Regions from separate parts of the Homo sapiens genome. Here region 1 is linked to region 2. Evidence: chromatin loops called from intact Hi-C (ENCODE). Cell type or tissue: CD14-positive monocyte. All regions are shown on one strand. Each heading gives the region's core, and the rest is flanking DNA. Links, peaks and the distances in the headings are about the cores only. Region 1 overlaps MEF2A (myocyte enhancer factor 2A). Region 2 holds the start of LOC105371019 (a long non-coding RNA gene).

What was found. Peaks named below come from ENCODE experiments on the same cell type or tissue, not always from the same donor. Only the 100,000 strongest peaks of a DNase experiment are listed, where the experiment ranks them.
Region 1: it touches region 2 in a loop (2.2-fold over the local background); 1 of 110 quality-filtered maps calls a loop at or near these places.

The regions. Positions count from the first base shown.
Region 1 is chr15:99,611,683-99,617,067 of GRCh38, reverse strand. All of the region lies in intron 2 of MEF2A (myocyte enhancer factor 2A), which reads right to left. Among named protein-coding and RNA genes, the nearest start is that of MEF2A, 48 kb to the right of the region's middle. RefSeq lists an enhancer at 1,865-1,914. In CD14-positive monocyte, for the core only: no CTCF peak of the experiment used is centred there; DNase peaks (open chromatin) are centred at 2,027 and 2,637; H3K4me3 peaks cover 1,500 bases; H3K27ac peaks cover 3,417 bases.
Region 2 is chr15:99,508,196-99,513,580 of GRCh38, reverse strand. It overlaps LOC105371019 (a long non-coding RNA gene), which reads left to right and starts at 3,698. Exons shown (of 3, transcript XR_001751710.2): 1 at 3,698-4,000. RefSeq lists an enhancer at 3,680-3,979 and a silencer at 4,430-4,649. In CD14-positive monocyte, for the core only: no CTCF peak of the experiment used is centred there; DNase peaks (open chromatin) are centred at 1,340, 2,630, 3,310 and 3,670; H3K4me3 peaks cover 4,275 bases; H3K27ac peaks cover 4,324 bases.

The DNA.
Region 1 (5,385 bases), core at 332-5,331, 100 kb before region 2:
AAGATACACAGATCATAATCACATGAAAAAAGACAAATAAATGACTGTAACAAAGACAAGGCAGGAGACAGTGGAAGAGTAACTTGTTGATTTGGCTTCCTAAAATCAAAAGCACCTTATAAGACTGCTTCAAAAAGGCTCTCACATCCAGCCAACCAATCAAAATCCAATTATCTGTTTCAGACAGGTTCTGCTAGCCTCAGGAGATAGGCTTTTTCTTACTGTAATAACAAGCCCCATGGCCACAGCTCTCAATGGTGTACCCATCGACCGAAAGAAAACCAAATATAACATTACTTTACAGATATCCGGTACCCAAAAGATGTCCCTCATCATCAACTGTCAGTAAAAAAGTGGAAGGCACATGATGGGTGTATATATATATATATTTATTTTAGTATATACCTAAGACTAAATCTCTCTGCAAAGGGCTTACTGAAAACAGAGTATTCCAAAAACCAGATCCCAAAGGAGCTACACTGTTAATACTATGCTTAATTGCCTCTTATTAATTTTTAGTAGGCAGTAGAAAGTACTGGTAAGATGAGTCTTAACTCTGATGCTAAAAGAAGCCAATATTTAAGATGCATTATAATATGTTACCTCATTGACTTAATTTCCATTTGTCTTCTCAAAACTAAGGAAGAAACAGAAGAAATTTTAAAGGACAGAGTGATTACAGCAAGATCAAGATGCAGTCCTATACAAATGCTAACAATTAACTATTGACAAAAAAAACCCAGTCATCAATATTGTAATTTTGTCTAACCTATTCGCAGATATTATAAAATGGATACACATTTCCTAGAAAATATTTTCTCATTTTATCTTTTCTAAAATAATTTTAATAAAGTCTTTACTTTGTATACACGTAAAATACCTATTATTTATTTTTAAGTATCTCAATTTTCTCAGCTGTTTGTTCTCTAAATTCAATCTATAATTTTAAACATTGAGATCTAATTTTTTTTTAAGAACTAGTCTGACTGTGGCTTGATATATGGGAACCACTAAATCTAATTGTGTTCCCCAGCGAAATTTTCTTATTTTTAAGTCAACACAGTTTTTATTTTTAAGTAGTATAACACAGAAGAGTCCATTTTGAATCCAAGTTCCACTAAATAGCTATTAGTGATCTTGACCAAGTCACTTACTTGCTCAGCCACAGTTTCTTCATTTTTAAAATGAGGCAAAAACCATACTTCACAGGCCATGTGAATGTTGATGTAAATAAGAGACTGTATCAAATCACCTATAGTACAACGTGTAGTATACACAGGTCTTCCATAAAAGTTCACTAATAAATGGTCCCTCAGTCATTCTGTTTGGTTTGTCTGGTTGGTTCAAATTTCACAGAGAAGTGGCATACGGTAGTGGTTAACATGGTTAACAGGACAGGGTCTGCAGCATGCCCGCCTGCATTCAAACCTCAGCTCCACCTCTTACTACATGGGTTGCCTTGAGAAGTTACTCAATTTCTCTAAGCTTCAGATGCCAAATCTTTAAAATACTGGACTAATAATAAAGCTCATAAACTTGTAAAGATTAAGAGATAACACATATGAAGTATTTGGCCTAGTAATCTGCACATGTGCTCAATGTTGGCCATTATTATTACCGTTACTTAATATTAAAAACTGTAAAATAATGCAATACCCATTACTTAAGTGATAATCATTACTTAATATTAAAAACTGTAAAATAATGAGTATAAAAATACTCACAACACATGCACTCAAGTTGCTGTTAAGTCTGCATAAAAGACAAATACCAGAAACTCAGCTTATCAGCCTACTGCAAAGGCCTCAGCCAGAGCTACCTCACTAGCCTAACTGGCTATATCCAACCACATTCTCAACTACTCAACTTAAGATACCCTACAGGTATCTCAAAACCCAACATTTTCTTAAACCAAACACACCAAGCCTGTTCCTTTTCTGTACCAGCCACTGTTCACCTTTACCCTAAGCATTGCAACAGCCCCCTAACTGGTCTCAGCAGGCACTTTTATTTCCCTCCAGTGCAATTTCCTCATTTTCATTACAGCAACCTTTTAACGTGCCAATATAATCATGTCACTTATCACTGTTCTTAAAAGCCCAAGCCTTTAACATGGCCTGTAAGGCTCTGCCTTATCCTGTCACTCCTCTACTCATGGAACTCCTCATTCCATGCCACACTTCCTCTTGCCCAGCAAGCTTCTTGACACAAGCTGTTATGTACTTAGAAAGCTCCTAACTCCTTTCTGTTTCAGGGCTTTCATACATACTACCACCTTGCTCTCTCTCAGTAGCTCTTATCCCAAGCCCTTCTCCTTACTGACAGTCCTACCCATCCTTTGTGTCTCAGTATTACCATTATTTCCTCAAGGAAATGTTCCCTAACATCCAAACTATGTTAGGATTTCTAATGCACTTTCCTAACAGACTGTACTTCTCTCTTATGGCATTTACCTCAACTGTAATTACTTCCTTATACAATTAAATGTTTGATTTCTTTTCCCCCAACCAAACTGTAACCAAGGGAGAAGATCAAGTCTGTTGTATTTACTCCTATAACCTCAGCTGCTACCATAGTTGCTTAACAAATGAAAGCAAAAGTCAAAGTATGAGATTTCACAATCCCAGGCTATTGGACATTCTCTAAGAACCAATTTTTTGGAGTTATAAGTTATTGTTGGGCTTGGCGCGGTGACTCACGCCTGTGATCCCAGCACTTTGGGACGGTGAGGTGAGGGATCACTTGAGCTCAGAAGTTCAAGACCAGCCTGAGCAACATAGTGAGACCTCATCTCCAAAAAAAAAGAAGTTATTCTTCACTGAACTGCAGAAGGGAAGGTAACTTAATATTTATTAAATATCTTCTACATTTATCAGTAGCTGTGTTAGACCTTAATATATATTATCTCATGTAACAGTAACAATAACCCTGTGAGGTAGATGGCATCTGTTCCACTTTCTAAATGAAGCAACTGCGAGTAAAAACAATCAGTACTCACCCAAAGTCACACTAGGAGGCAGAGTTGAAATTTTGGCCCTAATATCATGTCTTTTTCCATAACAGTACATTATCACCACCGGAACTATTTAAATAGTGGTTAAAAATGCCACTGATGTGATAAAACCTTCAAGGAGCCATCTAACCCCAATTTCATGAGTTTATGGTACTTTTCAGTAGTAGAATATTAAAACAATTTCTACTAAGTTGTGTATGGCTGCACAAGGGAAACTAGAGCATGTGGAAGGACCACTACATGTCAATACGTTCCCCGTTAAAAGGCAATTTATCTGATGCTACCATGGGCTGTCAAAATACAAATGCCTTGAGCACTTATCAGCTAATTTAAGAGTTCTGACCTCCTCAAAGGTCTCCATTTCCCAATCCCTCCTGCTCTGCTATCAACGCTGATAACCTTTCCCTGCCTTCCAGGGATATACTGTAGTTGCAAGCATTTGCAAAGGAACTTGAGCTTCTTACTTCCCACTACTACTCCTGCTTCAAGGTACCTTTAAAAAAAGAGAAATAAATGACTCCTCTCAATCTCAATTATTAAAGACTTAGAGGAATCACAATTGCTAGATTACCCACAGGGATGGCCCTAGGAGGGGTGGGTGCGGGGACTGTTAAAGTGTGTATTGTTTAGATTGAGGTTCTCTCAGTTCCTACTGCCGTTTACTATTGTTGCATAAAACAATAATAACTAGATAGTTCAATAAATGGATCAATAAAACTCACTGATCTAATGCAGTGGTTCTCAATTTAAAAGAACACCGGATTCAACTGAGGAACTAAAACATATACTCTGCATGCACAAACTTGCCCTAGCCCCACAATAAAACCAGCAAATCATAATTGAGACTAATATCCAAGCAAGAGTACTTTTTAAAAGCTCCACAGATTACGATGATGTACGTCTTTAGTTCACAGCCTCTGTTTTATTATATTACAATATTACACTCTTTATTCAAACACTGATTGGCTATGTACAAGAGTGAAGTAGCAAAATCATACAAATGAATCAAGTCCTGATTGCATTATATCTACGCACTGCAATTTATACACACATTTATGGCCTTCATTTCCATAGAGAAATCTCTCTCTCCCGTTTCCTTGAATTACATGGCTTTCTTGGTCTTTTCCTTTTTTTTTTTTCACTTGCTAAAGAAGAATATGAGAAGAATTTTATATTCTTCACATTTCTGAAGGAAAAATAGTTTCAACACACCAAAGTAGGGAGAACATACATTCTGGTTTACCTGAGACAGGTGTAACTATTAAGTAAGACCCCTCACTGTCAAAAGTATCCAGGTTTGATAGCAGTTTATTAGAAGTACACCACTGTTTTCCTTTATTTATTTTTTAAAGACAGGGTTTCCACTCAGTTACCCAGATTGGAACGCAGTAGCACAATCATAGTTCAACCTCCTAGGCTCAAGGAACCCTCTCATCTCAGCTCCTCTCCTTTGCCCTGACTCTGCTAATTTTTAAAAAAAGTTTTTTGAAGAAATGGGGTCTCACTGTGTTGTTCAGGGTGGTGTCTTCAATTCTATATGATTTTTAAATTGAGTTTAAATATGGTATGTGAATGGTATTCATATACCGCAAAACTCACCTTTTAAAAGTGAATAATTCAGTGTTTTGTTTGTTTTTTTGAGACAGAGTCTCACTCTGTCATCCAGACTGGAGTGAGTGGTGTGATCTCGGCTTACTGCAAGCTCCGCCTCCCGGGTTCATGCCATTCTCCTGCCTCAGCCTCTCAAGTAGCTGGGTCTACAGACGCCCACCACCGCGCCCAGCTAATTTTTTTGTAGTTTTTAGTAGAAACAGGGTTTCACCCTGTTAGCCAGGATAGTCTCGATCTCCTGACCTCATGATCCACCCATCTCGGCCTCCCAAAGTGCTAGGATTACAGGTGTGAGCCACTGCCCCCGGCCCGGTGTTTTTCTAAAAATCGTATTCACAAAGCAGTGCAACTATTACCACTATCTAATTATAGAACATTTTTATCATCCCAAAAAGAAATTTGATACTCATTAGCAGGCATTCCCCACTCCTTCCTCTCCCTAGTCCCCAGCAAATACTCATCTACTTTCTGTCTCTATGGAATTTGCCTATTCTGGAAATATACAATTATACAATCTGTAGCTTTCTGTGTCTGGCTTCTCTCACTTAACATGATGTTTTCAAGGTTCATCTGGGTTATAACATTAATCAGTACTTCATCCTTTTTTGGCTGAATAATATTGTACTGTATGGATACACCACATTTCATTTACCCATTCATCAGGTGATAGACATCTGAGTTGATTCCACTTTGACTATTATAAATAATGCTGCTATGAATAACGGTGTACAAGTTTTTGTGCAGACATATACTTTCAATTC
Region 2 (5,385 bases), core at 187-5,186:
TTGACCCATACCAGCAAAAACATGAGCGTGCCGTGCCTTGCCTCTGGGGAAAAAGATGGAAACAGCACTGGCTAATACTGCAGCAGGATCCAACACGGCCTCGGTGGGATTTGTCACAGAAACAACAAAAGCATAGTCTGTGCCTTACTTCTGCCTCCCAAACTTTGTGCAAAAGCCCAAACAGAATCATATCAAAAGCTGAGCTGCAAGGGATCCTGGAAAAAGCTGATGCTAGCTAACCAGCCTTGCGGTACACAAAGGCCCACTAGGAAGGTCAAACAGACTGTGTGTCCATCCACAGTATCCTTCTCCCCTTAGCCTCCCCTTAGACGTTTTTAAACCTTAAAACTATTAATCTTTAAAGTGAATCAGAGTTTGCATTGAAATATAGAAGCTCTAACTCTTGTCCTTGAGAGTTCTGTAGATTGTAAATCCTAAGAGATTTTAAAATGAATCATTTAAAAATGAAAAATTTGCTGGCATTTAGTATTTTCACTTAGATACTAAAAGGTATTGATTTTTCACTGAATTTCATCTAGACCTGAGAGAATCTGAAAATTTTGGAGTAGGAAGAGAAATCATTTTATTCTCATAATAAAGCTGGAGAAAGAAAAGTACAGAGAAGTCCAAGCCCTTGATGCTTAAATTCTAAATTGAGCACTCAGTCACAAAATAATCCCCCCATAGAAAATAGCTGCTCTTCTAGAAGGAAGCCCCTAAAATCCTATTTTCATAAGTTTTTGAAAGAGTTCACCAGCTACACAGTCAGATGTGTAACTGAACAATCTTTTCATGCCTGGAGCAAGTTCCAAGGGCCTCTCCAATTTGCCCCCCTAATTTGCCAAACCATGGGACAACAAACCTGCAATTAGAGCTGTATTTTTAAATTGTGTAAGTTTTATGTGGCACTTTTTCCCCACTACACACAGTCTTGCCAAAATGCTGTTATTTTCGCAGAGGAAATACAAAGAGTGGGCTTAAAATTACAAGTCACATTCTAACTCAGGAAAAGGAAGTGGGTTCTCTGGGGCCACCTCCAGGCTGGACTCCAGGCAGTTGTCCCAACCTCTTGACTCCACGGTGTCAAACACCTGGAACAACCATGGCCTGCCCTGAAAATGCAAAGACTCCTGCTCCCAATTTTTCCACAAAGATTCGTGATCCTTACTGGCCACTGGACGTCTGTGCTTTCGGTTGGGTTTGAGGACAAACTTTGGCCCCTAGCTCTGTGTCACTTTAATGTGGGATATGTTCTCACTGGCTCCGTTGGCCAAATGTTCTTGCGCCATCCCCCACTGAGTCTCATGACATTTTATCTGTTCTAGAAATGACAGAAGATGGGTCCCTCTGGGATTCACGCTCCTCTGCTGGGAGTTTCACACCATTCGCCATGTCAACATGAAGCAACAGCTGGGTTGAAGAGAGCCGATAAAAATAGCAGCATCACACTGCAAGCAAGCTGCATAGAAAAGAAGGGGAGTCACGTACTTAATGCAGGGTGGCATTGATTTCTTGTCTTCCCAGTCCAGTGGTGTATTTCTCGGACCATCTACTTTTTCAGAAAGAGCAAAGTGAGCTGCTTGTCCATGTAAGTGTTGGCTAGGACAATGAGGAGAGGGCAGATAGCTCCTGCTCTCCTGCTCTCCCACTGCTCCCTTGTTGGCCCCTGGTACGCCTGATTGCTAACTGGCAGATCAGGCAACTAGACAGCGTAGCCCCTGAACCAGTGAGCCCAGCCAACTCTGGGAACTTGGTTTTCAAGATTGCTGTGAGTTGCTGCAGAAACTTCCTGCTGTTACCCTATCTTTCCATTCATTAAAGTGTAGCTTGCAATTGAACATTCTGACATAACATAGCTGAGATTTTTGGCAGCGATGTTAACCATATTCAAGAGTTTCCTTCAGACGACGTTAAGTTTTTATATCCTCATGAATGCTTGCCACCTTCCTTTAATAACTTGAAAAAACAAGCTTCTCTCAGGAACGTCATTGTTCCAATATTTCCCCAGCACACATTTACTCCTTTTAGACGTGCGTTAGGTGTGTGTATATTTATAAAGTCTGGGTGTACCTAGGTGGGTTAGAATTGGACATCTTATAAAAAGTCAGCAATCTGAATGGACCTTAGAGAAGAGGTATTAGAAGTCTAGTATTTTCTTCGTAAGATCTTATTTTTCTGCTTCTAAACTATTCGTTCGTTTCACCACAAAACTGTATTTTATCAAAAAGAGTATATTCACTAACCCTCACTCAGCCTTGGGGTGTGAAATAGCCTTTTACATTTCTAAAGCAAAAACTTACAGAAAAGTTAAAAAAGGGTAAAATGAGGGTTTCCTTCCCTTCCTCCATAGTGAAAAATGTAGCCTTATTGTGTACAGACATCACAGTAGAATTTTAAAGTAGAAAATTGATTGGTTTAAATTTCCAGCTACTGAGATAACTGAAAATCTTTAAAAACCCATTCTCATTAAAATGCAAAGTAATAGCGCAAAATGCAATGAAAAGCCAAACTGAATTTGTAATTTTTAAGTGCCCCCACAAATGGGAAGTTTGTAGTCTTCTTGGATGGCCAGTGGCTTTAGTAAGTTCTCCAAATCCACTGTGGTGCTTGTTTGCAGGCAGAATTATCACAGCAGAGTTACTGTTCCCTGAAACTTTAAACAGTGTTATGTAATGTCACACAATGTGGTTAACTGAGATTTTAACACAAATTATGGCATTATTGAACCCAACAGGCTCCACTTAGATTTGTCTTTTTTTTTTTTTTTGGTGGTTTTTTTTTTTTTTTTTTTTTGAGATGGAGTCTCGCTCTGTCACCCAGGCTAAATTACAGTGTGCAATCTCAGCTCACTGCCTCCGCCTCCTGGGTTCAAGTGATTCTCCTGCCTCACCTCCACAGTAGATGGGACTACAGGTGCGCACCACCACAGCCGGCTAATTTTTGTATTTTTAGTAGGGATGGAATTTCGGGGTTTCACCATGTTGGCCAGGCTTGGACTCCTGACCTCAAGTGATCTGTCCACCTCAGCCTCCTAGAGTGCTAGGATTACAGGTGTGAGCCACCGTGCCTGGCCTCCACTTAGATTTGGAAATTGACATACAGCTGTGGTACTGCATCCCTAATCTACTCCTTATGCAAATATACAAGGTGTAGGCTACTCTAGGGCCAGAGCAGCAGTGGTATTAGTGACTTACTTCATCTTGAATTCACAGAGAAAGTCTTAGTATCCTCTATTTTACAGATGAGGAAAGAGACGCTAAGAGAAATTGAGGAACTTTGCTGACCTGATGTAACTAGATGGGACTAGAAACCTTGGCTCGCGGACCACAGAGTTGACATTACAGCCATTCACATGAGTTTGCATTTGTCATCTGAACCTTCTGGATTTCTATCATGTCACTTGCTGCGGTCTCTTGTATTTGTGGGAATTAAAATTAAATTGTGATGGTTTTTATTGACTTCTTTTCCCAAACATGTGCAACACCAAACAGAAAATAAAAGATCACAGATGGGACTCTGGAATATGATTTCTTTAACAAACAATTTTATAAATGTATCAGGCCCAACTTGCTTGGTTGGCCAGATGCTAAAATTGTATCGCAGAAGTTTGGGCAACTTCTGAGGAAATGGGCTGCTTCCTGTGTGTATTTCTCAAGTCTGCTGTGGCTTTAGTCCCACCACCCTCCCACCCCCAGGCGCATCTGGCTAGAGTGTGTGGATGGGGCAGACCAGCCAGGTCCAGCCAGGCCAGCATCTCAAGAGCATAGAGCCAGGGAGCATGCGCAGAACCCCAAGAGCAGGGGCATGTGGGCACCTTGATTTCCCAGGGGAAAAAATATTACAGGAAGTGTGAACCAACAGCCAAAAGAAGGTAAGAGTCAGAGGCCTAGGTGGACAAAAGGACGCGGTGAAGAAGAAGATAATCTGGGGAGGTGCAGAAAAACTGAGAGGAACCGGCAGATGCAGACAGAGGAAGAAAGCCACGTCTGTGCAGCGAAAGGTCTGTGCGAACTAAGTGGCAATGAGAGACCGTGCCTCCGTGTCCAGGGATATTGTGGAATCCTCTCTCCCACGCCCCTTGTTTTAGTTAGGCCACTCTTGATTGGAGATGTGGGAGAGAACCTTAACTGGACAATATTTAGCTAAAATAAGAGAATGATACCTCCTGAAGCCAAACTGTGGGGTGGGGAGTTGGGTACCTGCCATGGGGTAAGTGGGGCGTCTTTGGCTGCTCTCTACCTCTCATCTCGGCCTTTCTTTCTGAGTGGGCTTCACTGTCTCAAACCACTCCTCCATGAGGCAGGAGACAGCATGCCTGGGCTTTAGGATCTCCCGCTCCCCTTTCCAGTTTCCAGACCAGAGATGAGAGACCACATTCCTCCACCCCTACCATAGGAAAAGTCCTTGTAGGGTTAGGCCACGTGCCCACCCCTGGGCCAATGACTGCACCAGGGGCAGGTGTGGTACTAGGATTGGCCCAGATCTGGTCATGTGCCCACCCTCTGAGCCAATTACTACATGAGGGGCAGGTGTGGTACTAGAATTGGCCCAGATTTGGTCGTGTGCCCATCCCCTGAGCCAATCACTGCATCAGAGGCAGGTGTGGTACTATGATTGGCCCAGATTTGGTCATGTGCCCACCTCCTGGGCCCATCACTGCATCCAGGGGTAGGTGAGGTACTATGATTGGCCCAGCTTTGTCTATGCCCCTATCTGTGGGGTAGGAGAGGCAAAATCTTTACCAGGGACAGGGCGATCAGAGTGCTGTTCAAATGCTATAGCGTTCCGTTTTGCTGTCCACGTGTTTTCGTCATGTTCCGGCAATGGCTTGATCTATAAGGACTCAACTGAGAGCAGCCAGGCTGTCCTTGCTGGATGGTCATATCAGGATCTTGCAGGGTGAGGACAGTTGCATAAAGTGTATTAAATTATATGATTCATTTCCTTTGCTTTGAATCACAATATTTATTTTTATTTGAAATTTCAAATAATATTGAAGAAGGGCACACAATGTTTACATTGATCAAAATGGGACATAGGTTTAAAATGTTGGAGAATCGGCATTATAAAGGAGAGTGTTCCAACTGCCTTGCCAGCGGCAGAATTCATTCCTGTTTGAACAAAGGCTGACTTCATCTCTTTAGTTCTTTGTGGGGTGAGTGGAGGAAATGGTCCACAGTGGTCAGCCACATTCAGAGGGAGTAGGGGACGGGGAAGGAACTGCCCACGTACTGAGCACCTACCGTGCATCAGGCACATCGTGTGCAGTTTCTCAAAGTGACCCCGTTTCATCCGTTTGGCACCTCGGCGAGGTGCAGCTGCTCAGGCTATTTGTCATAGAGGCACCCGGCCTTCAGACGGGCGTCTTGGCAACTTACTTAGACT